2 separate regions of the Homo sapiens genome follow, and region 1 is linked to region 2. Evidence: chromatin contacts called from ENCODE Hi-C or POLR2A ChIA-PET data. All regions are on one chromosome and are shown on one strand. The core of a region is the stretch at or near the end of the contact, and the rest is flanking DNA. Distances in the headings are between cores, read along the strand shown. Region 1 overlaps LOC124904185 (a long non-coding RNA gene). Region 2 has its middle 150 kb from the start of MIR4422.

The links. Hi-C counts contacts between places; a loop is a spot of excess contacts on that map. ChIA-PET counts read pairs that join two places held with the same protein, here RNA polymerase II (POLR2A). Pooled maps may share reads with other maps.
Region 1: a map of IMR-90 shows a loop between it and region 2 (2.5-fold over the local background). The contact joins two enhancer-like sites. A Hi-C loop is called at or near these places in 1 of 168 maps with a recorded cell type or tissue (IMR-90) and 1 of 50 pooled maps. POLR2A ChIA-PET finds 5 or more read pairs at or near these places in 1 of 52 experiments (OCI-LY7).

Annotation. Positions count from the first base shown.
Region 1 is chr1:56,475,285-56,482,301 of GRCh38, reverse strand. LOC124904185 (a long non-coding RNA gene) reads left to right here. Exons shown (of 2, transcript XR_007066106.1): 1 at 1-3,416. Among named protein-coding and RNA genes, the nearest start is that of LINC01767, 64 kb to the right of the region's middle. RefSeq lists an enhancer at 4,600-5,373. Within about 2 kb of position 4,466, at least 24 of the 41 ENCODE cell types and tissues checked have a DNase peak (open chromatin) inside an H3K27ac peak, as active enhancers do.
Region 2 is chr1:55,376,467-55,383,962 of GRCh38, reverse strand. It overlaps the pseudogene RN7SKP291. Among named protein-coding and RNA genes, the nearest start is that of MIR4422, 150 kb to the right of the region's middle. Within about 2 kb of position 5,247, at least 3 of the 41 ENCODE cell types and tissues checked have a DNase peak (open chromatin) inside an H3K27ac peak, as active enhancers do.

The DNA of each region.
Region 1 (7,017 bases), core at 3,217-5,716, 1.1 Mb before region 2:
ATATTTTAAAGATTTCAAATGTATTCAACAACATTTAAGGGTATAGAAAAGCATGCATAATAAAATGTCAACAAAAATTTCAAAGCTCAATACAATGACCCAGTTTGAGTTTAAAAGAGAGAAAGAAAGAAAAAGAAATATCTATATGTACAGCCAAACTATTAGCAGTAGCAGTATAAAAAATATTTTAAACCTGTAGTTACTTCTGTATAGTGAGATTATTGGTGATTTCTATTTTTTTTTCAAAATTTTCTGCATTTTCCATATAAGAATTAATGTGTAGCTTTTACAAATTAATAAAATATTTTTTAAAGTGATCACCCTGGTAGGTATTATACGGAATAGTTGAAAAATGGTTTACATAGGAGAGACAGAAAGAAATGAACAATTAGATGACTATCATAATAATTCAGGGGAGAAGTGATGAGATTTTTAGCCAAGGCATACCCAGAAGGTAGGGAGAACCAGATATGGATTCTAGAAATATGAAGAGTTAGAACTGAGAAGACTATTGGATACAGGTGGAAAAAGAACAAATCAAACATATTGCTCATGTTTCTGTCTTGTTTCTCTCCTAGACTTGGTGGAGTTTGTACTGATCTCAGAGACAGAGGGAAAACAGGGAAAGGGTAATTTGGAGGAGAAAGTGGTAGAGATCATTACTGTTTTGGATATGTTGAACTTGAGGTGTTTGTGGGATCTTAAGGTGGACAAATCTGGTAAAGAGTTGGATAAATAGGTCTGAAGTTCATTATTCATGTATTCATTCAAATATATTTACTGAGCAACTACTATGTGCCAGACAAATACAAATTCAGAGTTGTGTTTGGACACAGAGCAATGTACAAAAGAGAATAATGCTTGCATTCCAGTTTGGAGCTGGAACTTCCAGCTCACAATAGACATCTGGGATTGGAGATAGGCTTTTAGGAGTCAAAAACTCAGAGATGGTAGGGGGAGATAAGCCTTGAGAGGTGGATGAAACAGATGGCCCAGTGTGGGGGGCTGTAAAATGAGAAGAGTGGCTTTAGTTTGGATCAAGTTCAGACAGGCTATTTCTTTTCTATAGCTCAGAGGATTGAACTGCTTTGTTAAATATCTGCTAACCCCTTAACTATGATAACTACTTTCTGATTATACTCAATTCCCTTCTGTGAGAGGTGAACAAATCACTATCTGTCTCCTAGACTTGGTTGCCACACCTCTAAACTAAGAAAACGATAAATTTTACCTGCTTCAATATGATCTTCCTGCCACAGGGCCTCTGCACACTCTGTGTCTTCTGCCTAGCATGCTCTTCCCTGTGACCTTCCCCTCCTTCATTCCTTCTTGTCATTCATATCTCTGCTCAATGAACACTTCTGCGGAGAAGACTTTCCTGATCTTCCCTGTATAAAGCAGGATGAACCCAAGCCCCTATGACTCTAGCACCCTATTCTAATCATTTCTCTTTCTGATATTTCTCTTATTATTTTTACTTATTATTGGTTCTTCTAACCCCCAACTAGAATGTGTGATAAGAGTATGGATCAAGCTTGTTTTGTTCTTTGTTTTAGTTCTGACTCCTGGAACAGGGCCTGACACATAGTAGCAAGAAATAGTTTTGGGATTATTTTAAATTTGAATTTTGAATTATTTGAAGAATTTTAAACAAATAAGACCAGCTTTAGGAGTAAACATTAAAAAACAATTATTGAGCATTTCTAGGTGCCAAGCACCTTGTTAAAGACTGATGATATAGAACAAAGTCACAGTTGTTTCTTATTTGCAAAGAGCTTTACATCTCATGAGAGATACAGACACGTATGCAGCCCTTATAAGGGAGCCCTTATGAGGGAGTGAGTTGGTACAGGGAAGGATCTCAAGATGTGTTTGTATTCATGGAGTCTGGAACTAGATAGTCTCAGGTTCTAAATTGGAACACTGGGATTTGGGATTCAGGTGCAAACTTGATATTCTGACCCACAGGCTCGAGTGATGAATCAAAAGATGGGACAGGAGAGTGAGTCTCCTTTTAAATCTTTGCTAGATTTTGAGCTTTTTATCTTTCTGGTTCACATTGTCCATCCAGAGCTGTATATACACAAACATAGTAGGTACTCAGTAAATATTTGTTGAATAAACAAAAACCTCATTTCAGAGTGAAATAAAATTCAGACTTGGTGTATACATGTAATGGAGTATCATTCAGCCACAAAAAGGATATACATTTTGACACATGTCACTCCATGGATGAACTTTGACGACATTATGTTTAGTAAAGTAAGCCAGTCACCAAAAAGACAAATACTATATGATTTTCCTTATATGAGATATCCAGAACAGTCAAACTCGTATAAACAGAAAGTAGAATGGTTGCTGCCAAGGGCTGGGGAAAAGAGGGAATGGAAAGTTGTCATTTAATGGGATTAGGGTTTGAATTTTGCAAGATAAAAAATCCCAGAGATTGGTTGCACAACAGTGTGACTATTACTTAGCTTAACACTACCCAACTGTACACTTAAAAATGGTTAAGACGGTAAATTTTTACGTTGTGGGTATTTTACTAAGCTTAATAATAATAATAATAATAATAATAATAATAATAATAAAATTCAGAGTGTGTGGCTGATTATTTAGCTGCACCTGGATCTTATATGTAAATTTATATTGAGCAGTTTTAGATACAACTTACAAATGTGTGTTAGAGTACACAATATTTCTTTTTTATTTTCTTTTTCCCCTGCAGAGCAGAGTCTTGCTCTGTCACCCAGGAAGGAATGCAGTGGCGCAATCTCGGCTCACTGCAACCTTCGCCTCCCGGGTTCAAGCTATTCTCCTGCCTCAGCCTCCCGAGTAGCTGGGATTACAGGTGCCTGCCACCACGCCCAGATGATTTTTGTATTTTTAGTAGAGATGGGGTTTCACCATGTTGGCCAGGCTAGCCTCGAACTCCTGACCTCATGATCCGCCCTTCTTGGCCTCCCACAGTGCTGGGATTACAGGTGTGAGTCACCGCGCCCGGCCAGAGTACACAATTTTTCAAAATTCTCTTCTGCAGGCAGGTGAACCATACAAGTTTGAAGCCCCTTAACACAGACAATTCTTGAAGAGCTGGCCTGTAAATGGAAGCTGAGAAATGGGTTAAGTAGCTGGAGGAAGATAGGGAGCCAAAAGAGACTCTTGTTTTTGGTTTGCTTTTGTTTTTAAGATGGTGGAAATGGTAGTGTCTGTGAGCTGAGGCCAATGATCCAGACAGAGGAAAAGTGATGGTGCAGAAGAGAAGAGCTCTGGGAGGGTTTTCAGAGCTGTGAAGGGCTTGGGCGTCGAATGCAGGTGGAGGTTCGGCCTATGGCAGGGCAAGACAGCTTTCATGCGAAATCACAGGTCGGAGGGCAGAACAGGATGGCCACCAGGCAAGCCACGCTACAAATCAGGTGGGTGCCTGGGGAAAGCTTGCAGAAGTTCTGGCCTGATTGCGTCTATTTCCTCAATAAAACAGCAACAAAGTTAGCAGCAGTGAGGAAGGATGGGGGAGCAGAGGGGGGAGCTGAGAAAAGAGAAAATGTAAAGTATTTGTTTAGAAGAGTGGAAGAGAATCCACTGGGAAAATGTAGTAGGGATGTAAGTCAGCATTAACCACCCATTTGGGGTTAGTGTCAAGAATTTATTGGGAATAGTCAGCAAGGTGGTGTGCCTTGCCCGGCAGACGCAGGTGAGGGTGGACAAGAGTTGAATTTAACCTGCTTGGGGTTTGGCAGGTGCGTACACCTATGGGTTCGAGTGGCAAGGGAGTTTAGACCGAATAATTAAAATGACGGAGCATGGACTTTATGCTGAGGAAGCAGAGAAACCGATGGCATAGGGATGGGTGGGGGGCAGTGAAAAGGCGGGTAGGATCAACGGATTGTTGTGTCCCTATGGGCTGTCGAATGCTGCGGCTGGAGTGTTGACTTTTATTTTGTAGATTTCAGCATATATACATATACGCTGAAATTATATATTACATGCTATATATGTTATTATATGTTATATATTATCTGCATATATACACACACATATTCCCAGAGGAAGTTAAACTTAACCTGGTCTCATATATACTACACATATAAAATATGTATATACACATATGTATGTATACACACATAGACATGTATACACACATATATACATATGTATATATAAAAATATATACAGATATTTTAAATTTCATATATATTTCCCGTCCCCTCCAAGAGCCCTTTCTGACCCCTGACCCCCTTCTTTAGCAGAACCCAAATGGTTTCCGTGGGTGGAACATCTCCCTGCGTTTCTGAGGACATCAGCGCACGTGGTTTCTTTCCCGGCCGCCGCAGCCCACTTGGTCGGTTTCCTCCTAGTTTTGGCCTGGTGCCCTCCCCGCGGGGCTCTGCCGGGTCTGCGGGTCGGGGCCGTCCGTCCTTTCACCCTGGAGGAGAGAAAGCAGAGATGGGAAGCTTGCGCGCTCGGGCGGGGCCAGTCCACCGAGCCCGACGAGGCTCGGACGGCCCCGGAGGTGGGCGCGCCTCGGCCGTTCCTCCGCGGCGGGGGCTGCTCCGGACGCCCCACGTCTCGGGCCTGGGATTCAGCCTGTGAGGTGGGGGCGGCCGGGGCGGCGGCTGCCGGGAGGGGCTCATTGTTCTGCCGGCCGCTTTGACTTCATTTTCTGCTTTTCATCCCAGGCCGGGACGGTTTAGAATGCAAATGCGGGCTGCTTTTGTAGCTGTGCGTTTGTCTGGGAGCCGTGCGTTTGTCTGGGGTGAGATCACAGCAAAAGGGTTTTGTTTGGCTTTTTAAATTCTTCTGGGGAGAGCAAAAGAAGCTGGAGGAGCGCTGGGCGCAGAAGACCTCCCGGGCGGGAAGGCGGGGCAGGCATGGGCCCAATGGGAGCAGCCGTCGGCTTCTGCAGGCCTGGTTTGGAAAGGAACCGGGTCAGAAGGGTGTTGTTGAACATTAACTCCTTGTGGCCTGGCGGATGGGGAGTTGGGGGTTTCCAAGCTGCTCACCCCAGAACATGCAGTCCACTAATACTGTATTTCGTGCTTCCTTTGTGCCACACCCTGGGGACATTTCCAAAGAGAAAGGTGACGTCCAGCCCTTTCACGTGACTGCATCTAAGTGTCCTCTGCCAGAAGTGGATATTCGGGCACTTCATCCTCACGACCCTGTGTTGTAGGTATTACTGTCTCCATTTTATAGATGAGGCAGTTGAGAGTTAGAACATCACCCAGATAGTATGGGACAGAGCTTTCTTGAGGCTGGGATGTGCCTTCAAAGCCCAGGCACTTTGTCACTCCAGGCCCACCAGGCCCTCGAGGGGTACCCAGCTTGGTAAGCAGGGAGAGAACGAGGGAAACTAAGAATGATAAGTCAGATTCAGAAGAGTGGTATCCAGGTAAATGCTCGAAGCATAGGAAGAAGCCAATGGAGTGTGTTTGTTTGTTTTTGAGAAGGAGTCTTGCTCAGGCTGGAGTGCAGTGACCCGATCTTGGCTCACTGCAACATTTGCCTCCCGGGTTCAAATGATTCTCCTGCTTCAACCTCCTGAGTAGCTAGGATTACAGGCATGCGCCACGATGCCTGGCTAATTTTTATATTTTTAGTAGAGATGGGGTTTCACCATGTTGTCCAGGCTGGTCTTGAACTCCTGACCTCAGGCGATCCACCTGCCCGGGCCTCCCAAAGTGCTAGGATTACAGGCGTGAGCCACTTGTGCCAAGCCTGTTTGTTTGTTTTGAGATGAAGTCTTGATCTGTCTTCCAGGCTGGAGTGCAGTGACGAGATCTCGGCTCACTGCAACCTCCACCTTCCAGGTTCAAGTGATTCTCCTACCTCAGCCTCCCAAGTAGCTGGGATTACAGGCGTGTGCCACCACAGCCAGCTAATTTTTGTATTTTTAGTATAGACAGGGTTTCACAATTTTGGCAAGCTGGTCTTGAACTCCTGACCTCAGGTGATCCGCCCCTCTCGGCCTCCCAAAGTGCTGGGATTACAGGCGTGAGCCACCGCGCCCGGTCTGTTTGTTTGTTTTTGAGTGACTCAGGGAAATATTCCCATAGGAGGTTAAACTTAACCTGGCCAGAGGATGAGAAGGGAGTAGGTTTTCCACAAGCACTGCTAGACATATCAGGTCCAGGGAGCAGCAGGTTCAAAGATGGATTCTGTACCAGAATCTCTGTACACAATTCTGGTACACAGAATGCAAGAACTAGAAGGCCCTTAGGAAGCTCCCACCCTTTCATTTTACTGAAGACGTAAAAGGAGACCCAGAGAGGGTAAGTAATTATTTAAGATCACAAAGCAAGCGAGTGACAAAACTGGAACTGGAACCCAGATGCTCTACCCTTTCATCTGTGGTATTTCTTAACTCAGTAGTCACACATACAATGTAAGCGAGTTCACACTTGTGTAGCACTTAACAGTGGGCCAAGTACTTGATATACTTTCCTCTCTTTTAGTCCTTGTAACAAATTCATGAGGTAGCCACTGTTTTACAAAGGAGAAAACTGAGACACAGAGAAGCAACTGACTCAAGATCACACTGCAAATCACGCCCTAGAACCCATGCCCTTTCCTACTCTGCCACAGCGCTGATAAGTAGGTAAGGAAAGAAGGGAGGCCCAGAGAAGGCAGTTACCAATTTTAAGATCATAAAACAGGCAAGTGAAGGAAAACCATTTCAATGTAGAAATTTTGACCCCTGTATTCAGATGAGGAAACGGAGACTCAGATGTCCAGTGACTTGCCCAAGAACACAGTGAGAAAGTGGTGGGCCTAGCATTGGAGACTATACCTGAGTTCTTTCTACTCTGTCTAGCTCAGCCCCCACCTTGGATGGAGAAGCAATCAAAGCTCCCCTTCCCTTGGTATCTTTCAGATCTTTTACAGATAGTCCTAGTCCTGGTCCAGGTGCATGTTCAAATCTCCTTCGCCTCCTGGATGAAAAATTACCTGCGTAAATGACTCACTGTGTGAATAGCTGGGCAGGGATCAGAACCCCCGTCTCCCTGCTGCCAATGT
Region 2 (7,496 bases), core at 3,998-6,497:
GTAGCCTAGGAGCACTAGGCTATACCACATAGGCTAGGTGTGTAGTAGGCATCACCATCTAGCTTTGTGTAAGTACAGTCTATGATGTTCGCACTGCCATGAAGTTGCCTAAGGAAGCATGGCTCAGAGCACATTCCTGCCATTAAGCGATACATAACCGTATATGTTCGTTGCCTTCCCTAAGGAAGTGGTGAAGCCAGCACAGACAGAGATTATGAGAGAAGATCCTCGGTGCTGCCCTCACAATGCCAGCAACAGTCCTGGAGGGAGGGCAGCTAACATCGATGAAAGGCATTCTCTCTGCAGGGCACGTATATATTACTGTACTAATATCTCGGACTAACCCTAGCAGGTGTGTATCGTTATTCCTACTCTAAAGTAGGGAAACTGGGACCTGAGATGATACAGCTCTTAAATGATGATGCTGGATTCAAATTCAGTTCCATTTTTCCAGGCTCTACTTGCTTCACTCCTGGCCAGGCCTCCTATAATACTAGGGGGAAGCCAGAGGCTCTAAAAGAGCACCACTGCCTCCAGCTGAGGGGTCTGGGGAGGCTTCCTGGAAGAGAAGGCGTTTCTGAAGTGGGCCTGAAGCCAGTCAGGATTTGGACATTCGATCCCACCACATTTGCACACACATGTGTGGACGCACACACACTCACACTCACAAACACACATGTGCACACTCACACACACAAATACACGTACACACACTCACACGCACACACAAGCATACACTCACAAACACACGTGCACACACACACACGAGCACACTCACACCCACTCTCTCACACACTCACTCACACACACTCTCACACATTTCTGTGTGGACTCAGGGTGGCCCACAGCCACTGACCGGGCTGGAAGAATGTGTGTACACACTTGAAAGAGAGCTGTTATTTTAGTGCTGGCGACACTCCAGCCATGAAAGTGGGGGGTCCCAGCACAGTTATTATTTCTTTTTCCACCAGCAGAAAACATCTGTCCAGTGAAAATTATATTCACTAAGAGATCAGCAGCATACCTGCCGGGAGCCCCCAGCCCTCCCCTCCCAGCCTTCCTGTCAGCAGAAGCACGGCCAGTGCTCGAGTGGGGTAGACTGTGCATCTGCGGGCTCTCAGCCGCCTGTGCTGGCAAGAAAGAGTGTGTCCTCTGACAGGATACCCTAAGAACTACTAAATGGAGCTCAGGACTCTCATAAACAGAACTTGAACTCCACCTAAACAGTCTCTAGGTCACCCTTAGCTGGCACTTACTCGTAAGTCACCTAAACAGAATGCCACCCTCATTTGACAGAATTCAAAACATGGTAGGAGGAAAGACGGGTAGAGAGGAATAAATTTTCAAAGGCCCTAATATGTCCCAGCGCTGTGAAAGGTGCCCCTCTTTCTCTCTCTACCTCCAACAGACCACCCTGGCACTGGGGCCCTCTGCATACTCGCCCACTACTTTTTGGTGCCTACCGGAGATCAGAGAGGCGGCATGTTGTGCTGGACACAGCTCTGGTTTTGGAGTACTGAACCCAAGATCATGCAGGTAAACAGGCAGGACTGAGACAGGATGCAGAGAGTGGGACTGCAAGGTATTTGTCCCTTACATCCTTACCCATAGTACTTCCCTACAGCAAGTAGTCCCAGTTGACTGTGATGTTAAGAATATTTATAGGTGCAGTGAAAAGATAAGCAGCATTTAGATTGGGAAAGGCTTTGAAAGCCAGGATAATGAATTTGAGCTTAATTCAGAAAGCACTAGGGAGCCACTGAAGGTTCTTGAGAGGGAGGGCTTATCAGGTTTGCATGTTGGAGATTCAAATATGATCCATTATAAAGGATACACACATAGAATCTGTAACACATAAAATCGTTTTCAACTCTGGATTCCACATGGGTGCTAGTTTACAGAGAGGTCCCCCCAGAGACCAACCTGATCAGCAGACATTGTGAATCATCCTTGTGAGAACTGGGAACAGGCAGCAGCCGGCCCACAGGTACAGCCGATGGAGGCTGAAAGGACTGAGCATGTACAAATTTGGGAAATACCCATGCCATGCCCCTCTCCCAGAAGCAGGGCCCATATCTAGTCCTGGAACAGATTTCCCTGAGAAAAGGAAAGAAAGGCACCTGGCCCCCAGCATGAGCATGGCTCATGACCTGGAGCAGCAACTTATGTCCCCTCTGGGACCCGTTTCACTCTTGTGTGGACCAGGCAGTCTGGACATAAGTCATATTTGATCAGGTGCTCCTTATAAGAATAAGCAGGAGTCACGGCCCTGCTCTGTGCCAGGCTTTATGTTAACTAAGTCATACCATCTCTCTTGTCCCTGGCTTTCACGGACTGGGATTTCCTATGGGGCAGGACCCACGTCTGATGTATCTTCACAACCTCAGTGCACTAGACGTGGGCTCTGGAGTTATACTCTGAGTTCAAGTCCAAGCTCCCCCAATCACTAGCCATGTGACTTTGGGCAAGTGACTTTACACTGTAGTCCCTCACTTTGTCTCTAAAATAGTAATAATAATTGCCTAATTGTAGGGTGGTTGAGAGCAAATGACTTAAACCTTAAGGTACTTAGGGAAGATCAAGGCCGGGCACATGGTCAACAGCTGATAAATGTTAGCTATTGGTAAGATGAATTAGAGCCATGTGTCAAGAGAGCTACTCTAAAGGACCAGTGAGAGTGCTGTGCAACCTTGGAAGAGGGCAGGAGGGAAGGTCTAGGGCCATCTTACAGGAGTGGAGGCATTCGATCCAGCAGAGCTCAAAGGCTGAAGTGTGCTTGAAGCCCAAGAGAGTGGGACAGTGGAGGGCAGTGCATGGGGAAAGATAGATGGGTCCCAGGTTGTGGACGACATCACAAACGGACTAAGGATTTAGACTTCATCCAGAGGCAATGGGATCCGTCCAAGGGTTTTCAGTAGGGACTAACCTGATCAGACTTAGAGAGGGGACTCTAGAGCAGAAAAAGAATGGCCTAGAAGGGACATCACAGTGGCAGTTAGACCAGACCCACCAGGAGAGAGCTAGCTAACAAGGCTGGCTGGGGCAATAATGAAGAGGAAGGAAGGAGAGGAGTCTCCATGGCCCACGGACAGATCTCAGTGAGGAGGGAGGAGGAGTTCACGGGGTCTCTCAGCTCCCTTCAGCTCTGACATTCTGGGATTGTAGATTTCCTCCAAGACCCTCCACGTGGCCACAGCTGGGCAGCATGCACACTTTGAGGATCTTATTCCAGCTCCTTGGAGCTCATGAAGCAAAAAGCTTCCCTGGGGGGAGTTTGGAAGTCTCTTCATTGGCTGTGCTGTTTCCTCCCATCTCTCTCCAAAAAGTCAGGGGAATTACAATCAAAGCTAGAGCCAGGCCTGGTCAGGGACAAGGAGGGGCGGAGGCCATTCTCTAAATCCAAGGGGATCTGCATCCCCACCAGATAGCTTCATGCTCTCAGCTTCCATCAATCACACTCATGGCCTCCATCCCAACTGCATGCAGCAATCTCTGCTGTAAACACTGTTTGTTGCTCCAAGAGGTTCATCATACTTGGAGAGGCTCTGCCACAAAGCATGCTGGGAGCTTGATGAGGTTGGACCAAGGGAGGATGAGGCAGCAGACTTAGGACTGGGTGATAAACAAGTAAGAGATGCTGTCCCTTCTGGAGAAAGTGTGCCAAAGGAAGAAAGCAGAAGGGAGCTAGTATTTATTGAGGGCCTTCTCCTGGCTGGGTGCTTTGTAGGTATCCTCCTAATCTGTCATATCAACAACCCAGCAAGGGAGCTTTTGTTACTATCATTTTGCCAATGATAACGTTGAAAATTAGAATGTTAAGTGATTTGCCTAATTTCTACAGGGATTAAATGGCATGAGCGGATTCTGACCCAAATTCATTAGCCTCCAAAACCTGTGCATTCATTTATTTATTTATTTATTCATCCAACAAAAATATTTCATGGGCCTACTATGTGCCAGGCACTGTATCAGAGACCAGAGATCCAAGACACATACATTTCTCAGCCATTTCATGGGAGAGACAAACAATATCAAGTTAATAAATGAACAAGATAACTCCAGGTGGTGATACATTGTGAAGCATATAAAATAAGGTGAGCCGATCTAGAGCCAGGTTGTTCAAATGCGGCCTAGATTCCAAATCTTGCCCATGGTCTGTCTTTGTGTGGAAGTGAAAGCTAAGAATGGTTTTTATATGTTTAAAGGGTTGTAAAACAAACAAAAGAAAATATGCAAGAGAGATAGTATATGTCTCACAAAGTCTAAAATATTTACTATCTGAGCAGACAAAGTTGTCAGCCCCTAGTTAAGAGACTGAAGGGGCATCCTTGGTAGTGGATGGTGGAGAGGAAGGACAGGAGGCTCCCAGGCCCACTGACAGGCCTTGGTGAGGAAGGAGGGCAAAGGGGGATTGGGAGGGTTACAGAGTCTTTCAGGGAAGAGACTCTAAGTGGAGGTGATTTTGAACTGAGACCTAATGATGGAAAAGAACCACCAGCTGAAGAGACCCACAGAATGAGAACTCCAGGTAGAAGGAACAGCAAATGAATGTGCAAAGGCTTTGAGGTAGAAACAAGCTTAGCATGTTCAAGAAACAAAAAGAAGACCAATGTCCCTCGAGTGCAGGAAACAAGAGGGAAAGTGCTGCCAGCTGAGCTCAGGGGCAAGCAGGAAGCAGGTGACATAAGACTTTCTGGGCCAAGACGAGGAGTGTCCTTTCCACTAGGCCCTGCCCTGTGGTGTGGCAAAATCAAATGAGAATCTAGTGGATGTCAGTCTGGCTGGGGTGTCAGTATGTCAGTATCACAGTCTAGTGGTTCAAGGACAGTCATCAGAATCTGGGTGCAAGAGACACTTGAGTCAAACAGGTGGTAGCACCAACTCCCAGATGATGTGGTCATTTAGCTTAGGACCGTCCCCAGTGGTCAGAGGGTACCAGGAAGATGCTCCAGGATGAACAGGGTTTCAGGAGCTTGGCAGGCTGTCAGGACTCTTGCCAAACGAACTGGGATTCAAGGTAGGGCTTGAGCTCCAACAGGAAATGGAGAAATAAATACGACAAACCACGAATGACAGATGATGTGATGGAGTTGATGGTTAAAAACAGAGACTTCCTGAGCGTTTGGCTACCCTGGCCTTACCGCTCCACATCAAGCCCTGGGACCATGCCACATATACTGGCCTCCTGCCCACCGTGTATGCCCTATTCTGGTCAGGTAAGACTCAGGAAATGAGTGGGGCCGATCCAGGGAGAGGAGAGCAACAGCGACTCCTCCTGGAAGGAGCTGGAGAGGTAGATGCTGGTAAAACTGCAGAAAGTGAGTTTACATGGCTAATCACTGCTGCATCCGTGGTATGGCCATCTGTGCAAGCACGCTACAGGGGACTTATCCACTTTCACAGGTAAATTCCTATATGATCTGCTTGCCCAATTCCTGGCCATGGGGAGGGAGAGGAGAGAATCATCCGTGTGGATCAACTGTAACATTTTGTACTTTGGCGACCACTTAGTTTAAAATGCCTGTTCTCCTAAGCGTGTCCCCAGGCAAAATGTGTGCTGTAATTTGATTTTTTAAAAACAACTTTTATTGTTTTTTTTCTTATTATAAGAGCAACACATGTTCCTTTCAGGAAAATCAGAAAATATAGAGAAACCAAAAGGAAGAAAATCAAAAACATTCATCCATCCACCCAGAGACAGTCATTGTTAATGCCTTGATGTTTACTTTCCAAACTTTTCTTTGTGCATACATAGTTTATTACACAAATGTAACCCAAATATCCTCTGGGTCTCACCGATTGTGGGCTCACCTGAGGTACGATTAGTGGTTACACTGCTGACTTGATGGCTTCTACCTGCCTGTTATCAGGTTCCCAACCACTTGTCAAAGGCCTTCCCCCACATCCCTGGACATCTTTAGGGGGCTCCACGCACTCTCCGATGCCAGTCCATGCCTTGCCTGGGCCTCTGTTCCTGCTCACCTGCAAGTTGCCCTTTTTGCTGCCCCCATTTGCCCCTCCCAGCTGGCCTGGGAGGTATAAATTGGGATTAAGCACCTACTAGATGTGACATGCATGACAGTGTGAGCCACACTGTACTAAGTCTTGAAAGGGGGCACAAAGTTAATGTGGTTTGTGCCCTGAAGGGACTCACAGTCTAATGAGAGACAGGTACAGACAGAGATGACCTTGATGTGAGACAGGCATGTGCTCCTTGTCATAAGTGGCCACAGGGAGTGTGCTTTGGGCATACGATGCTAGGTTCCAGGAAGGAGGAGGTAGCGTTTTTCATGGGCCTGCAGGATGGCTGGGATCGCATTCAGGAGGTAAGAGAGAGACAGACAAGTAAGCCAGGAGAAGGGTCAGGCTGTGGGTATGGGAGCTGGGAGGTGAGGGCCTGAGGAAAACACGCAGGGGCCTAATTGTGTAGAACAGAGAGAGTGAAAGGAGAGAGTGGTGAGAAACAAATATAGAAAAATACACTGGGACCAGGTCACAAAGCAAATCAGGGCCACTGATGAGATCACGGTCAGGAGAGGCAGAATGGAAAATTCAAGAGGAAAACTCCGTTTTAAGAGTATAGTCCTTAAATAATTTTTCTTGAAAATCAGTTTCCACTAACTCATTATCCTTATGCCAAATATTATCATATGAGCATAGAAAATTACACTAAATACATCTTTATGATCCTAAAGTTGACGATATTAATTTTGATCTGCAATGAATATTTAAAAATAAAATTCTATACTTTCAATCTACCCAATATTTCTGTGGTCATTTTTCCACATTTAGATAGAAAAGTCATGACTATTCAATGTCTATGTCTAGGTGAGGTGTACTCTTGGCATTTCAGGACACACCCTTCCTTATTACTGTCCCTCCTTGGAGCCTCTGCACCTGCTGTGCCCACTGCCTGGAACAGTTTTTCCTCTTCCACTGCCTCTTTCATATTTTCATATTTTCCTCTTCCACTTCCATCTTTCATATTTCAGCTTGAACATCACTTTCTTTGACTCTCCAGTTCTGGGTTAGGTCTCCCTATCTACATTCTTGGGGTGGTCAGTCTTTCTTATTAACACTTAAAAAATTAAATAATTTAAGGGTACACTCAGATGTGAGGGGGTGATCTGGCTGTGACATCTGTCACCCCATTGATTGCCAGGGATGACTTGGTTGACCTGGCTGGCTAGGCGGGTGTCCCCTTCCTCCCTCACCGCTCCATGTGAGTCCCTCCCAAAGCTGTGTGCTCGGTCAAAGAGAACGACCATCTCCGGCAGAGGAGGACCAGGCTTTGGTCAAGGATATATGAGTAGCTGCACTCCCCTGCTAGAATCTCCAAACTTAATGGTACACTCATGCACACATGTTTAAATTCAAGCAATCAAGGCCTACATCTCCCACTTAAATGGAAGCTCAATGAGGGCAGGAGCTTTTTGTGTCTGAACTGTTTTTGCATGTAGAGACAATCAGTAGGCATTTCTCAAGTGAATGAATGT